4 separate regions of the Homo sapiens genome follow, and regions 2, 3 and 4 are each linked to region 1. Evidence: chromatin contacts called from ENCODE Hi-C data. All regions are on one chromosome and are shown on one strand. Each heading gives the region's core, a stretch centred on a gene start or an enhancer-like site at or near the end of the contact. The rest is flanking DNA. Distances are from core to core; before and after follow the strand shown. Region 1 holds the start of RSPH1-DT (RSPH1 divergent transcript). Region 2 holds the start of PKNOX1 (PBX/knotted 1 homeobox 1). Region 3 holds the start of ZBTB21 (zinc finger and BTB domain containing 21). Region 4 has its middle 31 kb from the start of ABCG1.

Evidence for each region. A loop is a pair of places that touch in the nucleus more often than their neighbours do. Pooled maps may share reads with other maps.
Region 2: a loop to region 1 is called in a map of CD8-positive, alpha-beta T cell, with 31 times the contacts of the local background. The contact joins the promoter of PKNOX1 here to the promoter of RSPH1-DT in region 1. A Hi-C loop is called at or near these places in 4 of 168 maps with a recorded cell type or tissue (CD4-positive, alpha-beta memory T cell, CD8-positive, alpha-beta T cell and ascending aorta), 4 of 37 single-sample maps with no recorded cell type and 17 of 50 pooled maps.
Region 3: a loop to region 1 is called in a map of CD8-positive, alpha-beta T cell, with 26 times the contacts of the local background. The contact joins the promoter of ZBTB21 here to the promoter of RSPH1-DT in region 1. A Hi-C loop is called at or near these places in 5 of 168 maps with a recorded cell type or tissue (CD4-positive, alpha-beta memory T cell, CD8-positive, alpha-beta T cell, K562 and 2 more), 1 of 37 single-sample maps with no recorded cell type and 18 of 50 pooled maps.
Region 4: a pooled map shows a loop between it and region 1 (7-fold over the local background). The contact joins the enhancer-like site here to the promoter of RSPH1-DT in region 1. A Hi-C loop is called at or near these places in 9 of 50 pooled maps.

What each region holds. Positions count from the first base shown.
Region 1 is chr21:42,495,139-42,497,838 of GRCh38, forward strand. RSPH1-DT (RSPH1 divergent transcript) reads left to right here and starts at 1,401. Exons shown (of 3, transcript NR_135518.1): 1 at 1,401-1,527; 2 at 1,685-1,795; 3 at 2,095-2,305. It overlaps RSPH1 (radial spoke head component 1), which reads right to left and starts at 1,086. Exons shown (of 9, transcript NM_080860.4): 1 at 995-1,086. The coding sequence starts at 1,048. RefSeq lists silencers at 1,043-1,162, 1,193-1,432.
Region 2 is chr21:42,973,254-42,975,953 of GRCh38, forward strand. PKNOX1 (PBX/knotted 1 homeobox 1) reads left to right here and starts at 1,309. Exons shown (of 11, transcript NM_004571.5): 1 at 1,309-1,411. RefSeq lists silencers at 497-656, 967-1,356, 1,487-1,806, 1,947-2,146 and an enhancer at 2,108-2,700.
Region 3 is chr21:42,009,110-42,011,933 of GRCh38, forward strand. It overlaps ZBTB21 (zinc finger and BTB domain containing 21), which reads right to left and starts at 1,251. Exons shown (of 3, transcript NM_001098402.2): 1 at 1,143-1,251. ZNF295-AS1 (ZNF295 antisense RNA 1) reads left to right here and starts at 85. Exons shown (of 2, transcript NR_119384.1): 1 at 85-475. RefSeq lists silencers at 424-533, 574-883, 1,324-2,063.
Region 4 is chr21:42,187,088-42,189,883 of GRCh38, forward strand. No RefSeq gene overlaps it. Among named protein-coding and RNA genes, the nearest start is that of ABCG1, 31 kb to the right of the region's middle. RefSeq lists enhancers at 1,010-1,249, 1,390-1,549. Within about 2 kb of position 1,349, at least 19 of the 41 ENCODE cell types and tissues checked have a DNase peak (open chromatin) inside an H3K27ac peak, as active enhancers do.

The DNA of each region.
Region 1 (2,700 bases), core at 151-2,650:
TCAATCGCACTGCAGACTTTGTCCTGCTTCTTGCACTAGCTACTGGCTGTCTGGCCGGATGTGAATTTCAGGCACTTCTGGCTCTCCATACTGGGCAGGTAGTTCCAGCGCACAGAGGTGATAGCTTGAGTAGCAAATCAGGCGGAAGCTGGGAGATGAGTGCCCAGAGCTAGCAAAAAGGTCTGGGCAGGCACTGACAGCACCACTGCAGAGTCGCTAGATTTTTCAGTTAATTCTGAAAGTACCTCAACTCTGTACTGTGCATGCAGACCATAGTGGCTGAGGTTCCCTATCTGTCAGCCATGGAGAGGTCACTCTCTGGAGTAGGGAGGAACTACTCTCTGGGTGATAGAAATATTCCCACACAGAACCCAGCTCACAGGCTGGATGTGCCCTCTTTCTCCTCTCTGCTGCCTAACTCAGGAAATAACTCCAAAGACCTGGGTCAGTTCAGATGGGGACTGAAGAAAGCACATGTGAGGATACGCCTATAAGGTAATATCTTCAGGAACCCTCTCCTGAGCCCAGGGCCTCCTCAGCATTTCTTGGAGGCTGCCAGGAAGCAACTATCCTCCATGCATCTAAATGCCGGGGGAGCAAATCTCAGCTACAGAAATGACTTATTCAAGGGCAGTATGGCAGCGTGGGATGATCTGCTCATCCGAGAAAACTGCCTCGATGGGAATTAACACAGGGAGGAGGAAACTTCCAAAGCCTTCCGCTGGGAAATCTTTGCCTTTAATGGGAGGCAGGATGGGGGTGGGGGAAGAACGAGGCGGCATGTGGTAACCAGACGTCACAGCGTTTCACTTTTCACCATCAACTTCCAGGACGCACGCAGGTGTGTCTGGCGTGGCCTTCGTCCCTGCCGGGGATCCTGGGGAGCTGTGGCTCAGACCTCTGGTTTCTGCGCCTCCTCACTCTCCAAACCCAACCTCGAGGTTCCCCCGCCGCTGCGCACCCTGGGAAGCCCTTTCTCACCAGGAGCTCTCACCCCAATATCATTCTCTCCCTCCTCCTCCAACTCCTCCGAGCCCAGGTCCGACATGGTCTCGCCCCAGCCTGGATCACAGCCGCAGCGCCTCTAGCAGGTGGGTAGCAACCGCCTCCACCGCCGCGTCCCGCGTCGCCATGGAGACGCGGCCGGTCCCGCCTCCCTCCCAGCCCGGAAGATGGGGAGCGGGGACAGGCGACGCGGACGAAGCGGGAGGAGCCACTGGCAGCCTTTGCGTACTGTCATAGCAACGGGAAGGGCACCTCGACCAATCACCGCCCGGGAATACGGAGGGGCGGGGCGGAAGGGACGAGGTGGAGCCAGTGGCAGCACTCTGGTGCCGTCATAGCAACGAGGGGCCGCTTCGGCCAATCACTGCTCGGGAAGCGAGGGGGCGGGGACTGGGCAGGGCCTGAGCGGGTTCTGTGCCTGGCTGCCCACCGGCTCTCTGACCTGGACCTCGCCGTCGCTGGCCCCTGAAATCCATCACTTTTGTCGGCTGTTCTGTGACGCCACAACGAGGAGCCACCTGGGTACTGGGCCCTCAAGAGGAAGGACGCGGGAAACGCGTCCGGGCCAACTCTCGAGAGGGTTTCACCCCTGCCCAGTGCGGGCACTGCCCGCTCCCTTCCGCCCCCAGGCCTCGCAGGCCCCTCCGGGGATGCTGCCCACCCCCACTTACCTTTCTAGGCTCTGCTGACCCTTCGGGATTCGCGGCTAGCTGTGATGTGTCCGCCAAGATCTCTTCTCTTGTCTGTAAACAACTTCACTCTCAAGGAGGCAGCTCTGGCCTCTCAGCAGGTGCGGCCTACAGTGATGTCCGTCCGGGTTTTACATCCTTCCCCGACCTCGACATGAGTCCCAGCCCCCTCGGGCCTCTGACTCTCAGGTGTCCCCTACGATCGCCGTCCTCTCCTCTCGCTCCTGGCTCCCCTACACTGTCACACACCCACACAATCACAGACGCACACGCATGTACACGTGCAGGCTTGGAAATCTGCTTTACCTGACGCACTCCGCCTGCCGAAGGCCCCTCACATCTCCCATTTCCTCTGCCATCATCCCAGACTGCAAAGCTGTGTTATTTGTTGTTGCTGCAGGAGCTGGGGAGGAGTGACTGAATAACTATAGGATTTGGTCTTGATGGGAGAATCCCAGAAGCCAAATCCACGCGGTGAATAAGCTGCTGATCTTCCAGAGCACACATCCCCTAGAGATTCTTCCCAATGCTAATATGAAAGGTTACAACCATAACCCATCATCAGGCCCAAATATATTACTTACTGAATAAATACACAAGTTACAACAACACACGAGATTCCAAAATTATGTCGTTTTTTAGATGCAAAGATAAAAATGTTGTAAACACCAAAATTTAACAGCTTTTCTTATGGGGAAAAGTGGGGAGTTAGGGATAACAGATGATTATTATTTTCTTCTCTACATATTGGCAGTTACCCAGTTACTACAATTAAGCATGTCCTATTTTTATAATAAAATGCCAGAAGCATTTTAAATGTTAGAAATCTAGAATGGTAACATAAGTATATGCAAATAAATACTCGTTTTTTACATTTAAAATGTCAGAAATTTAGCTTTCAAATTTGTCCTAACAATGACAGTAACCAGTGTTTACTAAGTTCTGACACTGTGTGTGGGCACTGTTTTAAGAATTTTATGAGTTATCTTATTAAATCCTCACTATC
Region 2 (2,700 bases), core at 59-2,558, 480 kb after region 1:
GAGCTTTTTTTGTCCCCTTGAACTTCCCTCCTTGGGCAAGTATCTCAGGGCCTCCCTCTTGCCCACCCTGCTGCTTCCCATCTTTCTGAAAGAGGCGGCTCTGCAGCTGCACAGCACTTGGCCAAGACCTCCTGGCGGTGTGGAGCTCTGAAGACACAGGAGGGATGTCCTCCGAGCTGTTCATGCCTAGACCTACCCCCAGGCTCCCTCTAGCAATCAGCTCCAGTCCTGGGCCTGTCTGCCTTCCGGGAGGAGTGGGGGCCCACAGAGCTGCCCTTCCCGCGCTGTGTATGGACTCAAGGCACTGATGGCCTTCGGTGGGCCACTGCATAAATGGATGTTTCTGCAGTATTGAAGGCCAGTCAGGCAAACCGTGTGCTTTCCTACGCAGTGGGGAATGTGTCGCCCTTTCCTTACATCTTGGAGACCAAAGCCACCATCTGCACTTGTGGGTACATTGTGGCAGTGGTCGGTTAGGGTGGTCTTTCAAAGCAGTTTGAAATGCAGACACTTGTGGGCGTCCCCTAAGGCAGGTGCCCTTTACCTGGAGGCCGCATTGGTCACCTAGACCCGCAAGGCTCACCTGGGCCGGAAGGTGTGGTCAAGCGAGGCCAAGTAGCCCAGAGGCCACCCCTAAGCACCTGTGGACATCATGAGTCCTTGCTGGGGTCCTCACAGAGGGAAGACAGCCCCCAGGGTAAAGCCTCAGGTGCTAAGCACTCGCGCTGCCGCAGGGGGGGAGGCACGTGAGCATCCACTGTGCCGCCCAGGACGGGCCCACCCGGGCTCCAGAGCCTGGGGAGGAAGGCTGCGAGGCTCCCACGGGCTTACATTCAAACCGGGCACACACAGAACGGAGGCCTTCGGCTACGGGACGCCCGGCGGTGGGGTTACGGATGGTACAGCCCTCCCTCCCCGCCTGCTCGAGGCAAATGGTTTCGCCCGGCTACACACACCTCTCCTGGGCGGCAACCGAGGGCGCGGAGGGGGCAAGACGTGCGCTGAGGCCACGCCCCTACTGCATAGTCATAAGGCGGGAGGCTCTGCCTTCGGGGCGGGGCAGACAGCTCCTCGCGCTCGGGCGCGGCCGGTTGGGGGCACGGCCTAGCTCCGGGTGCGGGCGGGGCTGGAGGCGGGGCCGGCCACCGCCCGGTTCCCGCCCTCGCTCTCCTCCCCCAGCGATCAGGCCCCGCCCCGCGCCCGCCGCCGCGCAGGGAGGGGCGGGGCCCGTCTCCGGCAGGCCCCGCCCCCTCTCTGAATATTGATGCGGCGCGCGTCGGCGTCGCCCTCCTCCCATTGAGCGAGGCTGTGTCGCGTGGCCCAGCGTCGGCGTGACGGTTGGACGCGGGCGCGGCACTGCGGGTCCCGATTGCTGCAGCCGCTTGTCAGTGTGATGAAGATTGGCACCCAGGTAAGCTGTCACTCAACCGCTCCGCCGCCGCCGCCGCCGCTCTCGCCGCCGCCGTCCCTATCAATCACACCGGCCCGCGGCCGCCGCCCGCCGCCGCCGCTGCCGCCCGGGTCTGGAGGGCCGGCGCTGCCCTCGAGGGCCCGCATTTGACCCGCCGCCCGGGGCAGGGGGCGGGGAGGGGGCGCGGGTGGGGGAGGGGAGCGGGCACCCGCGGGGGAGGGGGCGCCTTCAGCCCAACCGGCGCGGGGGCGCGCCCAGTTGGTTTCTTAGTGTGGGTTGAGGGACGCGGAAATTTCTGGAAGGCGCCGCCGCCGCCGCGCTGGGCCTGATCGAAGCGCGCGCTCCTAACCGTCCCTTTCGGAGTGCGGCGCGCGCCCCGGCGCGGGGCGGGGGCGCGCGGAGCCCGGCGCGGGCGGGGCGGCGGGCGTGAGGGTCGGGGGCGCGCGGCGGGGCGGGGCCGGGGCGGGCGGCGCGCGTGGGGCCGGTCGGGTCCGCGGCCTCGCGGAGTCCTCAGGGCCGGCGGGGCTGCTCGGAGGGTGCGGGGCGCGCGGCGGCGCAGGCGGGAAGATGGCGGCCGCGACCCCGGCCCCGGCCTCGGCCGTGGCGAGCGGGTGGGTCGGGGTCCTGGGGGCGGTGGGCGTGATGGGGCTCGTGGCCCTCAGCCGGGCGCCGGCGCGGGAGCAGCCCAGGGCCGCTCGCTGACGGCAGTGTTTGGGGCCGGGTGCTGGGGAAGCGGTTCCGGCGTCCCGGGAATTGGTGGGAAGAGCCGCTTCTGTCACACGGGTCGTGGTAATGGATGACAGGAAGTGCCGGGCAGGGTCTGGGCGCCCTGTGGGTTTGCACCTTCCTTGTGAGGGAAATCGTGTCACTTAACGAAAAATGAAGAAACGCGGAGTCTGCTTTATGTCATCCTCGTGGCTCTCGAAATGCCTTATTTGGACAGTGGCTCTGCGACGGGACCAGTTAGGGCCTCCGTTCCGATGGCGGATTCCTGACGGGAGGCCCGAGGGTCCGGGAATGGCGGCGTCCTGAGGTCGGGCCCAGGGCAGGCCAGGCTGAGCGCCACGGCGGGGCCGCAGCCCTGGGGGGTGTTCCACCTGTGTGTGGGGTTCTCTTCCAACTCTACGAGAGTTTGCTTTTTAAAACAGTAGATGATTTTTCCTTAGGAAGTGGTTCCTCTTCAGGATGAAAGAAACCCCCAGCTTTAGTTAGGTCTACTTTCATGATTTTTCCTGGCATACTGAAAAATAGGCTTTCTCTAAACATAAGGAAGAATCGAGGTGAAATGT
Region 3 (2,824 bases), core at 1-2,500, 490 kb before region 1:
CAGGGCTGTGAGCGCTTGCACGAAAGGAAAAACCCCAGGCCGTGTGAAGTCTAACTTTCCCCGTCCTCTCGGTCAGGCAATCCCACCGGGGCACCTGTCTAAAAACACCCCGCCTCCGAACGCGCGCTCTTGCGGAATTCTCCCGAACCGCAGAGCCCTCGTGGCTGGGACCGCATAGCAACCGGGGGCAGAGTGCGAGCCCCCAGCGGTGTGCTGGGATGGAAAAGCAGGAGCCGCTGAGGATGGACTACGGGGCGTGTTCCCGAAAAGCCGGGAAGAGATGTGGCGGGGCTGCCGCGGGCGTCTCTAAGGCCGGCACGGGTGGCGTCTTGACTCCCTGCCCCTCCAGCCGCGGACCTCGGACGGGGGGAAGGGGGCTCCTCCAAGCGGGGAGACGGTCGCCGGCCGAGCAGCAGGGCTCCTGGCCGGCGGAGGGTGCTATGCTCTGCGGGACCGCCGGGAAGTCCCAGACAAGGTCTGCGGGGGCTCTGGAGGAAAAAAAACGCGCTGTGAGGTCCAGGCGTCCGCGGGAGGGGCCGGGGGCGGGGAGGGAGCGTCCAGCGGGCACCGAGCGGTCACGCTCCGGCCACCGGGCCGAGGACGGGGCGGCGGGGCTAGGTCCCGGACCGTGAAGGGAGCGGCGGGTCGCGGCAGGTGCGGGGTCCCCAAGGCCGCCGGCCAGCTTCCGCGCACACCCCGCGGCCCGGGCCGCCGGCCCCCAACCCCTGCCCGGAACAGGAGAACGCGCCCTTCTCCACGAGGCGTTTCAACCGCTCCGCGCGAGGGGCGCGCGCCTGGGCCAGGCGTGTCCCCTACCCCAGGGGCAGCTCGGCCAGGGTGAAGAGTGAAGCCCGTGAGGGAATGGAGCATGCGCATTCGCGAGGGCGAGGCCAAGTGCTGGCAGGGAGCGTGCGCAGTGTGAAGGTACAATCGGCTACGTGGGAACCCGGGACATGCTCGGTGAGCGCCCAGGTCCCGCGCACGCGCAGAAGCGCTCGGAGCCCGCAACCCGCTGGTGGAGAAAAAAGAGGAGAGAAATCACCTCAGAGTTACGTCAGGAAAGGCCGCGTTTTGCGGGGAGGCTGTAGCCTCCCAAGGAGCCCCGCAGTTCTCCTAGAGCTAGGGGCGTGACAGTTACTCACCGGTCTTCAGTCTCGAGGCAGACGCCGGGCCCCTTTCCGCTCACACTCGGCTCGCGCGCGCCGCAGCCGCCGCTGCCGCTGTGATTCCATCCATCTTGAATTTGACGTCATCCCACACCAGGGATGAGGTCATCGCAGGCATCGCTCGTCACGTGCGCGGCACTCTGATTGGGCGCCGGGCGCCGGAGGGCGGGGCGGGGGGGGGGCCTCGCGGCGCAGGGGGACGGGGGAGGGCGGGCCTGCCCGGAGCCGCGCGCCGAACGGACGCTGCCGCGCTGCAAGCCCGCGCTCTCGGTCCATGAGGGGAGCCTGCGGCGGCCGTTAGGGGAGGCGGCCGGGCTGGGGGCCACGGCGAGGAGGCTGAGCGCCCCGGCCGGGTGGAGTCCGTCGCGGCGAGGAGCGCGCCGATTCTCAGGGGACTTTGCCGCCTGCCGGAGGCGCCCTTGCTGCGGGGTCGCCCCGGGTCATTCGGCCGCGGTCCTGCCCAGCTGGGCCGCCAGTAGTCCCCGCTTCCGGCGCGGCGGGATGCGTGGCGCGAGCGCTTAGTCCCTCGGAGGGGAGGACGCGCTCCCGTTCACCGGTGGACGGCGGGCGACTCCCCGAGCCGACGACCCCGACAGCGACGGGAGCGACGCGCGGCTTTCTGACGGGCGCGGGCGGCGAGCGGGGCCCTGCGGTCCTCGGGTCGGCGGCAGACGCTCCCGGCCCGCGAGGAAAGCCCGCGGGAGGCGGCTCCTGCCGCTCGCTAGTCGCTCAGAGCGCTTCCATTTCCTCCTCCCGACGCAACCTGGCCACCTGGCCCCTGGGCGGGGACCCGGCGGCCGCGGCCAGGGCGTCCGGGCTCGTTCGCCGCGCAGATGGGGGTCGGTCCTGACCCCCGCCGGGGCGTCCACAGCGGCCCGCAGGCAGCCGGAGACTTCGCATAGTGCCCGGCTCATCGGAGGGCTGTGATCTTTTTTTTTTTTGCAGAAATATTACAACTCCACTGATGAGAAAACTCACTTCGCTTTCAGTCAAAACCAGAAATTAGATAACAGAAATGCCACACTGTCAACACCGACCGGGAGGAAAGCCTCGCTGGCGGAGACCGCTCAAGGGAGCCCTCCGCGCGTTCTCCCAGCCCGGGTCGCAGGTGGAGGGGGAGTGCCTCCTGCAGGGACGGTTCTCCCGCAGACACTCAAACTCCGGGATGTAAAACCCCTGTTAATAATTGTCAGGGGTCTGTTAATTGCCAAATACAGTTTTTGAAAGTTGTATGCACTAGGTAAAATAATTTATGTAATGTTTGGAAGTATGTGAAAGACAGACATTAGATTGATACAAATTAAAAATTTGTTGCCAAATTAACAGCTCTGTTGTAGATTATTAGTTTGACTAATTTTAAGAGGACTCTTAGTCTTACATAAAGAATCTTGCACCTAAAAATTTTCTCCTACAACTTTAAAACACTTTAAATTTTTTTTTTTTTTTCCTGAGATGGAGTCTCTGTCAGTCCCAGGCTGGAGTGCAGTGGCATGATCTCAGCTCACTGCAGCCTCCACTCCCTGGCTCAAGCCATCCTCCCGTCTCAGCCTCGGCAGTAGCTGGGACTATAGGTGCATCCGTCACACCTAGCTGATTTTTGTATTTTTGGTAGAGATGGAGTTTCACCATGTTGCTCAGGCTGGTTTCAAACTCCTGGT
Region 4 (2,796 bases), core at 99-2,598, 310 kb before region 1:
AGGCTCCCAGTTCCAGAGCCTGGGAAGTGTGAGATCAGGGTGGTGGCAGGGTCAGGGTCTGGTGGGGGCCCTCTTCGTGACTGGCCAACAGAAGACTTCTTGCTGTGTCTCCCATGGTTAGGGTTGAGAGAGCATGAACATGCTGGTGTCTCTCTCTTTGTATAGGGCACCAATCCAAACATGAGAGCCCCACCCTCGTGACCTTATCTCCTCCCCAATGCAGCACCTCCAAATACCACCACATTGGAAATCAGGGGTTCAGCACGTGGATTTTGGGAGTCCATAGCAGAAATACACCCAATTTTTAAGTATCTGATACGTGCATTGGGAGTGAAAAAGGCTAGAAGCATTGTTTCATATATCTTTATTTTGTTATAATTTATCCTATTTTTTCGAAAGAGATCTTCCGCTTCTTTTTGTTTTCTGAATAATTTGGTCCTAAAGTCATGAGGTGGGCTGAGCAGGATAGGGTTCTATTCTGGCATGGACAGGGCAGTACCCTGAGTCAGAGGAGGTGCAGGAGTTTGAGCAGGGTGAGGGTCGTGCTCATGGAGGGGAGGCCTGGTGTAGAGGTGAGAGCTGGGGGAGATTGGGAGGCATCCTTTGGTGGGGGCAGCTGACTCAGATTGTATGTACCCCAGCAGGGGCAGGTGGGTACCCCACAGGGGGGCTGAACGCTGCAGCTCATGTCTATTCCTTATGTCTTTCAGGGTTCACCCAGGGCCCGAAAGCTTGTGTCTGGACCATTGAGAAAGACAACTGGACCGTTCTATGTGGATACGAACATGCAGGAGGAAGTCCATGCTTCCTAGCACAGGCCCTAGAATCAGAGTAAACGAGGTCAGAAGTCAGCTGCCCCACTGGCTGTGTGCCCTAGACAAGCCAGGGGCTCCTCTGTGCCTCAGTTACCTCACCTGGAAAATGGGAATCACTTTGGAGGGACCAACTTGTCCTGGTTTTAGCACTGAAATTCCCACTTTCCAGGAACTCCTCTCCCCTCCTTCCCAGTCCTGGCAAAGCCACCCTAAATAATCCCCACAGTGCTAGGCTGCGCTGAGAGTAAAGTGCTGAGCGCGGGGCAGTCACTTGGTAACAGGTAGTTACTGCTTTCATAATAATGGAAGCAGTTTACAGACATCTGCTTGGGAGAAAGTATGAAACTGTCCACCACCCACAGTCTGGAACTGCTAGGCTTTTAGTTTGTGGAGGCCTCGCCGACTGTCTCCTTCTCTTCTGCAGTTAGAGAAGGGCTGCAGGAGTGTTAGCAACAACTCAGCCAGAAAGAGAAACCAGTGTATTTCCTGTGATCAAGTCACACAGCCTAGGCTGCAACAGCGAGACAGCCAGTAGTTAAGAAGTTGGCTCTAAGACTGAGCAACCAGGAAGAGCTTTGGCTGTGGGCTAAGATGGAAACCACGAGCGGAAGTCAGACATAGCCCAGGGAGAAGGGGGCTGGGCAAGGCATTTACTCATTTAGAAATCTATCATCTCTCTCTCTCTGCCTACCTATCTATGTATCTATCATCTATCTATCTCTTTATCTATCTGTTCATCATTGATTCATTCCTTCCTTCATTCAAAAAGATGTCCTACATATGGTTGCTTCATATTGGTTGAGCTCAGTTATGTTGCTAAAAAGATTTTTTTTTCAATTTAAGAGGCATGGACATTTTGCAGTGGATTTCAGTGGAAAGTTGATGTTTGTGGGTTCAGAAGTCAGTCCTTCCCACACGAGCTCCAGGCCCAACACTTGCATCTGCTGGGAAGCAGGTTGCAAGCCCTGTGAATGCTTCCGGGACAACAGTTCCCTGTCTCAGCCTCTGATATGAGCTGTGCCATGGTGCACACTCTTGCAATGGGGTGGCACGAATATCGCAGTCAGCCAAGATCCTCTGCTATCCTAGAATTCCCAGGAAACTCCCCTTGAGAGCTTTAATCATTTGTTTGCCCTTCAATAACTGCTTATGGAGAAGTTCCCAGACTCACTGACACCTATCATTTTAGGGGACAGTTATGAATGAAAAACACTTTAAATTGACAATGATTGGGCTGGGCGCAGTGGCTCACGCCTGTAATCCCAGTACTTTGGGAGGCTGAGGCGGGCGGATCACCTGAGGTTAGAAGTTCGAGACCAGCCTAGCCAATATGGCGGAACCCCATCTCTGCTAAAAATACAAAAAATCAGCCAGGCGTGGCAGCGCACACCTGCAGTTCCAGCCACTTGGGAGTCTGAGGCAGGAGAATTGCTTGAACCCAGTAGGTGGAGGTTGCAGTGAGCTGAGATTGTGCCACTGCACTCCAGTCTGGGTGACAGGAGTGAAACTCCATCTCAAAAAAAAAAAGAAAAGAATGATTGAATTGTTACATTTCAGTTATAATACATCTTTTAAATTATGTTGTAAATCAGTTGACAATATATTATTTAATGTCCCAAAATATATTAGTGTCTATACAACTTTGAAGAGTTATGAAGTATGGCAACATAAAATTGCAGAAGCAACTCAAGTGCAATATACAGTGGCTGTAAATATACTTTGTAGCTAAGTTTTTCTGGACACGGAAGTGGGAAACATTCAACTTTTTAAAACTAGTGATTTCAGCTCTCTAGACTAGACTTAATTTTGTGTACAGAAAACAAAACCTTTTCCCCAGAACATGACTGCCTGCTTTTTCCCTGACATTGCATAGATGCCATTTGGCATAGAACATTTTTAGATTTATGTGCCCAATTGTAGAATCCTTGACAAATAATGCTTCTGGTATGGACTTCTGAAAATGACCCCAGTGTCAGCTTGC